Linked DNA regions of Homo sapiens: region 1 is linked to region 2. Evidence: read pairs that join two places in POLR2A ChIA-PET (ENCODE). Cell type or tissue: HCT116. All regions are shown on one strand. Links, peaks and the distances in the headings refer to the core of each region. The heading gives the core; the rest is flanking DNA.

What was found. Peaks named below come from ENCODE experiments on the same cell type or tissue, not always from the same donor. Only the 100,000 strongest peaks of a DNase experiment are listed, where the experiment ranks them.
Region 1: POLR2A ChIA-PET joins it to region 2 with 6 read pairs; 2 of 35 experiments call an interaction of 5 or more read pairs at or near these places.

The regions. Positions count from the first base shown.
Region 1 is chr7:90,175,706-90,181,092 of GRCh38, reverse strand. The region is part of intron 2 of STEAP2-AS1 (STEAP2 antisense RNA 1); the gene reads left to right. Among named protein-coding and RNA genes, the nearest start is that of STEAP1, 24 kb to the right of the region's middle. RefSeq lists enhancers at 360-861, 2,080-2,129, 2,140-2,199. In HCT116, for the core only: no CTCF peak of the experiment used is centred there; DNase peaks (open chromatin) are centred at 282, 592, 2,042 and 4,733; H3K4me3 peaks cover 2,689 bases; H3K27ac peaks cover 3,294 bases.
Region 2 is chr7:90,259,284-90,264,670 of GRCh38, reverse strand. It overlaps CFAP69 (cilia and flagella associated protein 69), which reads right to left. Exons shown (of 23, transcript NM_001039706.3): 4 at 2,615-2,724. Among named protein-coding and RNA genes, the nearest start is that of CFAP69, 17 kb to the right of the region's middle. In HCT116, for the core only: a CTCF peak has its summit at 2,049; a DNase peak (open chromatin) is centred at 2,070.

The DNA of each region.
Region 1 (5,387 bases), core at 103-5,102, 84 kb after region 2:
TTTTGTATTCAGCATCAATGAACTCCTTGAATAATAATGGAAAATATTTTTAATGATAAAATTATACAAACTATGTTTTTTGATGCTTTTTCATCCAATTGTAAAATTCTAAGAACATTTAAAAGGTATTTATGGGCTTGAAAAAACTGACATTCTTCTCTATTAAGTATCTTATTCATAAGAGGCCAAATCTTGATATTCAATAGAGTTTGTGCAACACAGCAAACAAGGAAGTGGAACAATGCAAAGAAAACAAATTCATCACTCCCCTGCCTCCCTTGCCCCACACCTTGGAGTCACTGAATACTTTTTCTTTGAAGTCTAGAAAAATCTCTTCTTGCATGATTTGATTGGTGCCTTCCCTAGATATTTTGCATTTACTTTCCCTGCATTCAGTTGAATATTTTCATGAAAAATAGAGCCTTGTTCAAAAACATTTGTTTTTGCAACTGTGAAAGATCTAGCAAAAGCACTGGTAATTTTAGTGATTTTCTAAAATCACACAGCAGAGTTTTTGTCATTGGAAATACACTACTGGAAATACAAAGTTTTCTTAAGTCATGTAGGAACATCAAAAGGACCAAGCTGATGCAATATTCACATAACAATTGTTTGATGAAAGCAAGGGAATTTCCAGTCAACCATTTCTAACCACACTTCACCTGGCTAACATTAGGGCTATTTGACTTTTTAATTCTATTTGCATTAAGAAAGGCAAGCCAAGAGAGAATCAAGAGTCAATTTGTTTCATAACTTTCCTTGCATGATGCTGTTCTTTTTCTCTGTTTCTCACTCTAGCTTCCCTCTTGTTGACAGTTCATCTCACATAGGCTGTTTATAATGGAGAAGAAATTATCTTTCAGGATAAAGGCAGAATGCCAAAGTGGGTGGCAAACTTTTGGCAGTATTCTGGGTTTTCTTAAACACAATGCACATTCTTTTTCCTTTATCCCCTTAGAAGCGAAAAATGAAACTCACCAACTTTTATGGAACAAATTTAGTTCAGCCTTCAGCTGACCTAGTGTTCTTTTTTTCTGTAGTTACCTCATGTAGAAGATTCTTGAGCATTCTTGTGTAAGATTATTAAAAAATATATTTTGCTCCTTTTTTTTTGGTATGACTTTGCAGTATACCAGTGTAACTTAACAATAAAATTCCTCTTTTCATGTCACAAGTTTGGTTGCCCTAGTTTAAAATTATATGTTGAATTATGAAAATCAAGCATTTATTTACCAAGGAGAAAAGAGAATTCTACTTTGGAATTGTTTATATAGGCTTAGTGTAATTTCCCACTCATATTTTTTTCCTAACAAGTGGTCTGGAAAGCCATTCCTCCTCTACTAGTGATATTATACAAATGTAAAGAAAATCTGAAATCATTTTTATTTTCACTGACTTCTCATGAATGAATCCCAATTTCTGTATTATTTGCTGAAAAGAATGAAAAGATTGATTTTGTCAAAATGCACTACTGTGAGGAAAGAAACGTGGTTTGCGATTGAATAATAGAGTAAAATACTGGCCTATATTAAAATAGTTGGCCTTAAAGAAAATTCGGAGAGACTAGATTTGGATTGTACATATAAAAACAATATGTTATTTCTCTAGCCTATGTAATATAGATTTAGAAAACTAGTTAAGTATAGAAAGCTTAGGCAATAATGGGCTATTTTGTAGTTGCATTTCAAGTTTTTGAAACAATTTTCATTAAGTTTCACATTAGATTTGCTTTTTGTTAAGTTAAAAAATAAATCTCTAAAAGGAAGAAATGGTGGCTGTTCACTCAAAAGCATATCTCACTATCTTGACTAGTCCATGGGATTTTAATAGTTATTCTGGAAATACTTTTGAAGAGGAACTATCAATGAAGTTTTGCTTAATTGTTAGGGCTGGGTATCTAAAAACTGAAGTGAAACCCAGAGATGGGTCAGGAAGTCGTAGTGGTGACTAACAGAGGTGACTAATGGAGGTGTCAGATTGTTCATGGCCTTCTGTGCCACCAGAAAGAATTTTGCCATAAAGTATTTATGAGCAGTCATTGAACAATGCCTGGATGTGGGTTTTTAAGTGTCTCTTTTCCTAGCACTGTTACATACTCTATTCTTTTGGTAACCCGAAGCAGTCGCAGAACTTACTGAGCTGGTGAGCTCATTAGGCCAGGACTGAAGATTCTGCCAGGCGTGGGGAGATTTGCTTTGTTTTGCACCTTTGGACTCTTCTCCAAGCCTTCCAATGACACAGATGTACATACTTTATCACAAACAGGAGAAAACACGAGAGTATAGAAGGATTGGTGCTGAGCTGTCAGCATGACATGGTGGCACCAGTACTGGCTACAAAGTCAGGAGGCCTGCCTCCCAGCCCTTGTTCTGCCACCCACAAGCTCATGACTCTGGAAAAGTCTCCGTATGCTGGCTTCATTGTCAGTTATCAGGGAGACTTCATAGGGGTTTATAATTTGAAATGATGCTAGTTAGCATTTACAGATATTATATTGGATTACAGATATTAGATTATAGATTATATTACAGATATTGGATTATAGATGTGTAGACATTAGAATGTCTTCGTATAAATGCTGCTTCTTATGAGAGACGGATGCTAGCTGGATTTTAGAGAAGCAGTTGGGTGATGATACATTGGCACCAGCCCATTTATAGCTGGGACCAGAATTATAATTGCCTCTTTCCCTTCAGAACATGAAGCTTTGTGAGAAAAATGATAATTTTAGTACACTTAGCTCACTATTGATGACATCCCTTCTAGCAATACCATCTACTGCCCAGCTTTTTCTAGAGCCAAATCTTAGCAATGTGCATAATCACCTACTTTGTCTCCTCAATTATTTGGAATCAGATTCTTCTTTCCAAAGAAAAAAGTCTGTTTCTTCCTTATGGAAGTTTTTGGGATTTTTCTCTTTATCCTTGGTGGCCTGAAGTTCCATCAAGCTTGCAAAGGCGTGCATTCCTCCCCTCCCTCCTCAGCCCCTTCATCTTACAGAGGTTTTGCTCTGAAGTCTAGTGTCTTTCTCTAGCTCCAAGAAATTTCCCTCCATTATTTATTTGTTTTCTTATTTTATTGCTTCTATTGCATCCTTCTGAAACTTACACAATGGGTATTTGAGATCATTTGGGTCTCTTTTCATGCCCCTTAACTCTTCTTTAAAGTTTTCCATTTTATGAATTTTTTCTTTTGAACTGTGTTCTGGGAGAATCCCTCAGTTTAGACGTTTAGTTCTGTAAATTAATCTTCAGCTATATCTATTTTGGAAATTAGTTTCCCTATTAATATGTAAAGTTTTCTCCTTTTTGGATCCTGGGTGTAAATAGTTAATCACACCATCTTAATTCATAGCACAGTTTTATAATTTGCCCATGTGTCTTGTTTCATTCATTCATTCATTTTTAATTTGTATAAATTTAGGGAATACAAGTTCGTTTTCTTAAATGGTTATATTACATAAAGGTAAAGTTTGGGCTTTTAGTGTAACCACTACCCAAATAACGTACATTGTACCTACTGAGTAATTTCTCATCCTTTACTCCCCTCCTACCCCTCTGAATCTTTTGAGGCCTTAGTCATGAATTCTTTGTCTAGGCCAATGTCCAGAAGAGTTTTTCCTAGGTGTTCTTCTAGGATTTTTTTAGTTTTGGGTCTTAAATTTAAGTCTTTAATCTATCTTGGGTTAATTTTTGTATATGGTGAGAGATAGGGGACCAGTTTCATTCTTCTACATTTGTCAACTTGGTTAAAGATGAGTTGGCTGGAGGTACATGGCTTTACTTCTGAGTTCTCTATTTTGTTCTGTTTATCTATGTGTCCATTTTTATGCCAGTACCATGATATTTTGATTACTATATTTTTGTAGCATAATTTTTTTCTATTTCTTTTTTGTTCTTTTTTTGACTGACAGTTTACCCTGATAGAAAGCCTTGTAATATAATTTTAAGTCGGGTAATGTTGATGGCAGCAGCCGCCTGCCTGGAGTGGTGGCTGCGAAGACACCAGCTGCAGGTGGGGAGGCGCTGCCTTGGCTTTGAGCTTCATGGAGCTGGTGAGAGCTGGGAACAGGCAGAAGCCTCATGCCCTTCCGAATTGGCAGTGCAGAAGCCTCAAGCTTCCCAGGTACAGCTGCAGCCACCCAAGCCACAGCTGTGGACCTGGGCATACCTGTGTTCTTGGGGGCCCAGGAAGCCCCTCTGCCCCCTCAGGCTTGGAGGTGTCTGCTCCCACAGCCTGGCTTCTCCCCACTCCTGGTGCCTGCTCTGATCTTGAAGCAAAATTGAGGCTGAGCCTGGGTGCTGTCACAATCTGGGTGGGTGCACATGCTTGGAGCAGTGCTGACACACCAGACCCCTGCTGCCTTGGCGCCCTTCAGACTTTGGGTATCAACAAGCACGGGAGAGGGTGAGGGGGGTTGCTGAAGGCAGCTCGGCACTGGCCTGCAGTTGCCTCTTGGCACAAACAGCCTGAGTGCTATGGATGACAGCAGGAGGCAGGGCAGAAAGAGGCAGGTCCCTAGTGAAGCCCCACCTTTGAGCCATGGATGGCCTGAATCCAGAGGCCTGGCTGAAGAGCCAGGATGGGAACTTATGGTGCTTTCTCTGGGCTCCCCATGGCCACCCATGAACCAACCACCACCCCTTCCTCCCCTCTGAAGCCCATAAAACCCCTGGGCTCAGCCAGATCAAGGAGATGATCAGATGACTGCCTGTGGAGAAGAGCTACCCACTCCAGGGTCTCCTCTGTCACTCAATAAAGCTCCTCTTCACCTTGCTCACCTCCACTTGTTTGCGTACATCATTCTTCCTGGATGCAAGACAAGAACTCAGGACTTGCCAAATGGGAGGGCTAAAAGAGCTGTAACAAAAACAGGGATGAAATATGCCCCTTGCTCACCACGTTGCAGGCAACAAGAAAGAAAGAAGAGAGAAGGAGAGACAGCTGTGGCCCTTTGGGGATCCCAGACCTAGGAGCTCCCCAAACCAGGGCTGTGCCACCCTCTCTGAGGCTCTGCAGATTCCTGGCATCTCCAAGCTTCTGGGTGCTACCGCATTCCCTGGTGCCAGCTGTGGAAGCTGCTTCAGGTATGCCTGGTCCAGATGCAGCCTCATAGGGAGCTGGCACCCATGCTGGCACCTGGAGCTGCCAACCTTACCACAGCCGGTGTGCCTGGCTGTGCCCAGTGGCTGAACCCCACTCTCACTCACATACCCCTTGCTACTCTGTGCCTGGCTCGTCCTTGGTAGGCATGAGATTTGGGCCAGTGGTGTGAGCCAAGCACAGCCTGCCAGGCCAGGTGGGTGGAATGAGCCCAGTGGGCCTGAGTAAAAACCTGGGGAAATGTGCCACCAGCCACAGAGGTTTTCCGGCTGGCAAAGCAACAC
Region 2 (5,387 bases), core at 155-5,154:
AGGAACCCTCTTTCTCTTAGAGGTCAAAATAGTAATAAATTATAGCTATAATTATATCAAAGTTAGTACGACATTGGATAATCTGGAACAAACCATAGATCTAAGCTCACCAGTAACTTAAAAACTGGTTAAGAGCTTTTCCTGAAATTTTCAAAACTCTAGGCAAAATCGATAGTTTATTCATTCTTAGAGATCAGTGCATTTTTGCTTATTAGCTGGGTTAGTAACTATCCACAAAATAACAGAATGGTTTTGCAGACATTAAGGCATTCAAGTTAACAAATATTAATTATATTAGAATCGCATTTCACAACTTCTATAACCAAAGTTATTTTAAAGTAACTTATTTATAAATCATAAAAGATCCAGCACATAAACCTGGGTCAGTCTAAATTTCAAAGAAAATATAAAAGTTATTTTTTAAATATATAAACTATCTTGACATTTCATGAGTTCAAAATTTGAACCTCCTGTACTATTTAAAGTACAATATATCCTATAGAGACAGGACTTTTAATTCATATATATATATATATATATATATATATATATATATATATATATATTTTTTTTTTTTTTCGAGATGGAGTCTTGCTCTGTCGCCCAGGCTGGAGTGCAGTGGCACGATCTCAGCTCACTGCAAACTCTGCCTTCTGGGTTCACGCCATTCTCCTGCCTCAGCCTCCCGAGTAGCTGGGACTACAGGTGCCTGCCACCACGCCCAGCTATTTTTTTTGCATTTTTAATAGAGATGGGGTTTCACCGTGTTATCCAGGATGGTCTCCATCTCCTGACCTCGTGATCTGCCTGCCTCGGCCTCCCAAAGTGCTGGGATTAACAGGTATGAGCCACCGCGCTTGGCCAATTCATATTTTTCAAGAAAAATTAAAGAAGTAGTTGAAAATGGTATTGAGAACTATCACATGAGGATGTATCAATAGCAATATACAGGCCAATTTGAATTTAAAGATATCTGAAGAGCAAGCTACAAAAAGGACAATTTTATAAATGCCACAGAAGTTCATTTCTAGTGTTTGTCAGAATTTGTCATTTGAAACAAATAATGTATTATATTTGTTATCCAGCTGCTTTTTGGATCTCTAAAGTGAAGGACTCTAAAACTAGTACTTTTTGTTCCCAAACTTTTTCCTTTTCTAGCAAAGGACACAATCTATAAGATAAAGCATCAGAAGAGTTTTCAACCAAAAAGTTTATGAAAAAATTAGCATTATACTTCTAATGCCATGAGAAAACCATACTACTTGGAGGCCAAAACGGAAAGGCTTGACATTATTATTCTATTTTTATTGTTTTTATCTTCCAAAAATGTCTTGAAAAGAGAAACAAGTGAGGGTGAGGCATAGAGAAGTTATCTAGACATAAGCTGAAATTAGAAAAGTAGAAAAAATTAACAATGTGAATAATTATGAAATATGAGGGAAAATGAAGACTGCAGCTAAAAAGGATTTATCATATTATACAATTAAACATTCAGTCACAAGTTTTCATAGACAATGAACTTTGTGCAGAGCTCTGTAGGAGCATAGATGTTGAAAGCAATTCTTATAAACTTGGCATTCTAGGATTTGCAAAGCCTTGAGATTTAAAAGTTTTACATTATATAATCGTATGTCAATATAATAATAATTTCCAATTTGTTCCTTGAAAACACCAGAGCAACCATTTATTTTCCATTGTACCTGTCTATTAAAAAGCAAGGCATGGTATAGGCATTCAATATATTATTTTGGTTATTTTATTCAGATATCAGAAAATACAAATTTAAGTGGTTACATATTAAATATTGCTAGTAAATCTAAAAGTGAGAGTTAGAACCTATCATGTATGCATAATTCTACTAAACCTTTCTATTATTTATATATTATTTGTATATTAAAATAAATAATTGCTATCTAAAAAGTTAAATTGGTAGAAAGGTTCAGAAGGTAAAATTGTCCAAAAGGTTTATTCCTCCCTACTACATTACATTTAGCAACTAAAAATGGATATTTTAATATATACCTAGATTAGCCACTATGTGGCACCAAGGAAGCACCATATACTCAGTTCCCAGAACTTGTTAGAGAACCAACAGTAGAAAGAATAAGACATGTTAATTTTACAATTCTTATCTCTAACTTACATTTTTAAAATATATATCAAATGTAATTGGTGATTTTTATTCTTCACTCAAATTTCAAAAATCAAATAAAACATGACATATATAACCTAATATATCTTTGAGACTCAAATTTTCTAAAGACAGAGAAAAAAACTAGACTGAAATTATAAGCATATCCATAAGTTCACTCAAAGATTTTCTGAAAATACTATAATTCCTTGGTTACATCTAATATTTAGCATTTACTTCAGAGTAACTAATTACAAGAAAGCATTTCAATATACTTAGAATTTAATCTCTTGTGGCTAGCAATCTCAGACCACAGCAAACTGATTACCTGAAATGCCAACTGCTGGAATCAAGTGATGAACTGAAGTTTTCTGAGTTCTGTAGCAATCTGCTACACTATAATGCATAGTATGTTTGTGATATAAGAAACATAATAAAATACTCCATGTTACTACAAAATAAAGTTAAAGAAAGATAACTTACCCACACAGTTTTATGATATCATATGCAGATTCTATAAAACGAGGCTGGTTTTTTATTTTTCCTGAACACAGATTCAGAATTTTAAATATCTGTGCTAAATCCCTTAATGGCTTTAATATTTTTAGTTAAGAAATAAAATTCAGATTAATATCTTTATTAACATATTCTTTATAGTATTTCTGTGAAGAAAGTCTATAGAATTCCAACTATTTTGCCAAATGTGGTAGATACTGTTTTAATTATTCTTATTTTGAAGTCTAAAAAAGGAAATTTAGAACCATATTTTTAAAAAAACCATTTCATTTTTGCCTCAGTAAATGCCTACTCAAAATTTTTTTCCTCTCACAACTTTAGAATTGGATTACCAACTGCTACAACACAGATTCAGTTGATCAATAACTTCCCACTGGCAATGAGTAATAGCACATTGAAAACATTAACTTACTGATTAGGCTCAATTATACCCTTCATCTTCACCCCCTACCCCTGCCCACACAAACATATGCTGTCTCAGAATAAGCAACCTAAACATTACTTTACTCCACTATTTTATTAATATTAAACTGAGATGCATTTTCCTGTGTTTAAGGCTTAAATTGGTTAGGATTTTATCTGAAACTAATATGAAAGCAAAATATGGACTTTCTAGATATTCAGATAAAAGCATCTTTTATTTTATCTATTTAAAAATCCTGCTGGCTCACGCCTGTAATCCCAGCACTTTGGGAGTCCGAGGCAGGTGGATCACGAGGTCAGGAGTTCGAGACCAGCCTGACCAACATGGTAAAACCCCGTCTCTACTAAAAATACAAAATTCGCTGGGCGTGGTGGTGCCTGTAATCCCAGCTATTCAGGAGGCTGAGGCAGGAGAATCGCTTGAAGCCGGGAGGCGGAGATTGCAGTGAGCTGAGATCATGCCATTGCACTGCAGCCTGAGTGACACAGTGAGATTCTGTCTCAAAAAAAAAAAAAAATCCTATTGGCACATAAACACATTTCATTGATTTTGTTTTACAGCTAAGAAATTATGGTAGATGTGACTTACACTTCTTGGTTGAATCTTATTACTCCTAGCCTTTTTCTAGGACCTTTTAGGAAAAGATGGGAGAGCAGGGTACACTGGAAATAGAAAGCTCTGTTAACTTCCTAGAGAAGTGACCAAGATACTTCTCTAACTTTGCTAAGTTTTACAACTTCTATAGCCAGCCTATGAGAGGGATTTAGAAATAGAGCCAATTGCCACCAACGGTTTAACATGAAGAAAAAAAAAATGGAGGTGTTGAGATGTCAGGTTAAAATAGGAAAAGAAATCCCTGCTAGTAGACATTTTCAGCTACCAGTAAATAGGGCTTGATATACACAAGCCCTAAGATGGAACAGGTCCAAATAAAACCAAGGCTAAAACATAATAAAAGATTTAGATTAAATTATAAGAAACATTTTCCTGAATGGAAGTCTTAAGAGGTTTTGAACTGGAATGAGCTAATATTAGAGCTTGATAACTTTTCTTTTTTTCTTTTTTTTAGAGACAGGATCTCACTCAGTCACCCATACCCAGGTTGGAGTACAGTGGCACAAACATAGCTCACTGCAGCCTCGAATTTCTGGGCTCAAACGACCCTTCCACCTCAGCCTCAGCCTCTGGAGAAGATAAAACTACAGGTGTGCATCGCCATACATGGCTATTTTTTTTTTTAGAGATGGGGTCTTGCTATGTTGCCCAGGCTGGTTTCAAACTCCTGGCCTCAAATGATCCTCCTGCCTCAGACTCCTAGGGTGCTGAGATTACAGGCATGAGCCACAATGCACGGGCTTGATAACTTCTTTAGACCAAGTCAGACAACTGTTCAAGATCATTTTCAGGGTGTTCAGTCTTTTGGATTCCCTGGCCCACACTGGAAGAAGAAGAATTGTCTTGGGTCACACATAAAATACTCAAACACTAATGATAGCTGATGAACTAAAAAAAATTATCAAAAAAATCATAATGTTGTAAGGAGTTTACAAATTTGTGTTGGGCTGCATTCCAAGCCATCCTGGGCAGCATGCAGCCCACAGGTTGAGGGTTGGACAAGCTTGATTTAGATGAATACTATTCAAAGTGTGGTCTATGGACCACTGTCAGTTCTGGAAGTATATTTACTAGTCTGTGACAAAATGAATACATAAAGTGAGAGTGGACATATAAAAACTTTTATAACAATCTAATATTTGTGGGATACTTTTATTGTATTTTACAATAGCATATATATGTAAATGTTAAAAAAAAATGGCCAGCTGTGGTGGCTCACACCTGTAATCCCAGCACTTTGGGAGGCCGAGGCGAGAGGATTGTTTCAGCTGAGGAATTTGAGACCAACCTGGACAACATAATGAGACTCCACAAAAAAATAAAGAATTAACTGGGTGTGGTGGGTGCATTCCTGTAGTCCCAGCTACTTGGGAGGCTGAGGTGAGAGGATCGCTTAAGCCCAGGAGTTTGAAGTTGCAGTGAGCTATGACTGCCCCGCTATACTCCAGTCTGGGCAACTAAGGCTGGATGGAGACTCTGTGTCAAAAACAAACAAACAAACAAACAAACAAACACCCCAAAACAAAACAAAACAAACTGGTTCTTATCCAAAGGTAGTGTTTGTTTGTTTGTTTTTGAGACAGGGTCTCACTCAGTTGTTCACACTGGAGTATAGTGTCAAAATCTTTGATCACTGTAACCTTGAATTCCTGGGTTTCAGCAATCCTCCTGTCTTAGCCTTCCCAGTAGCTAGGAATATGG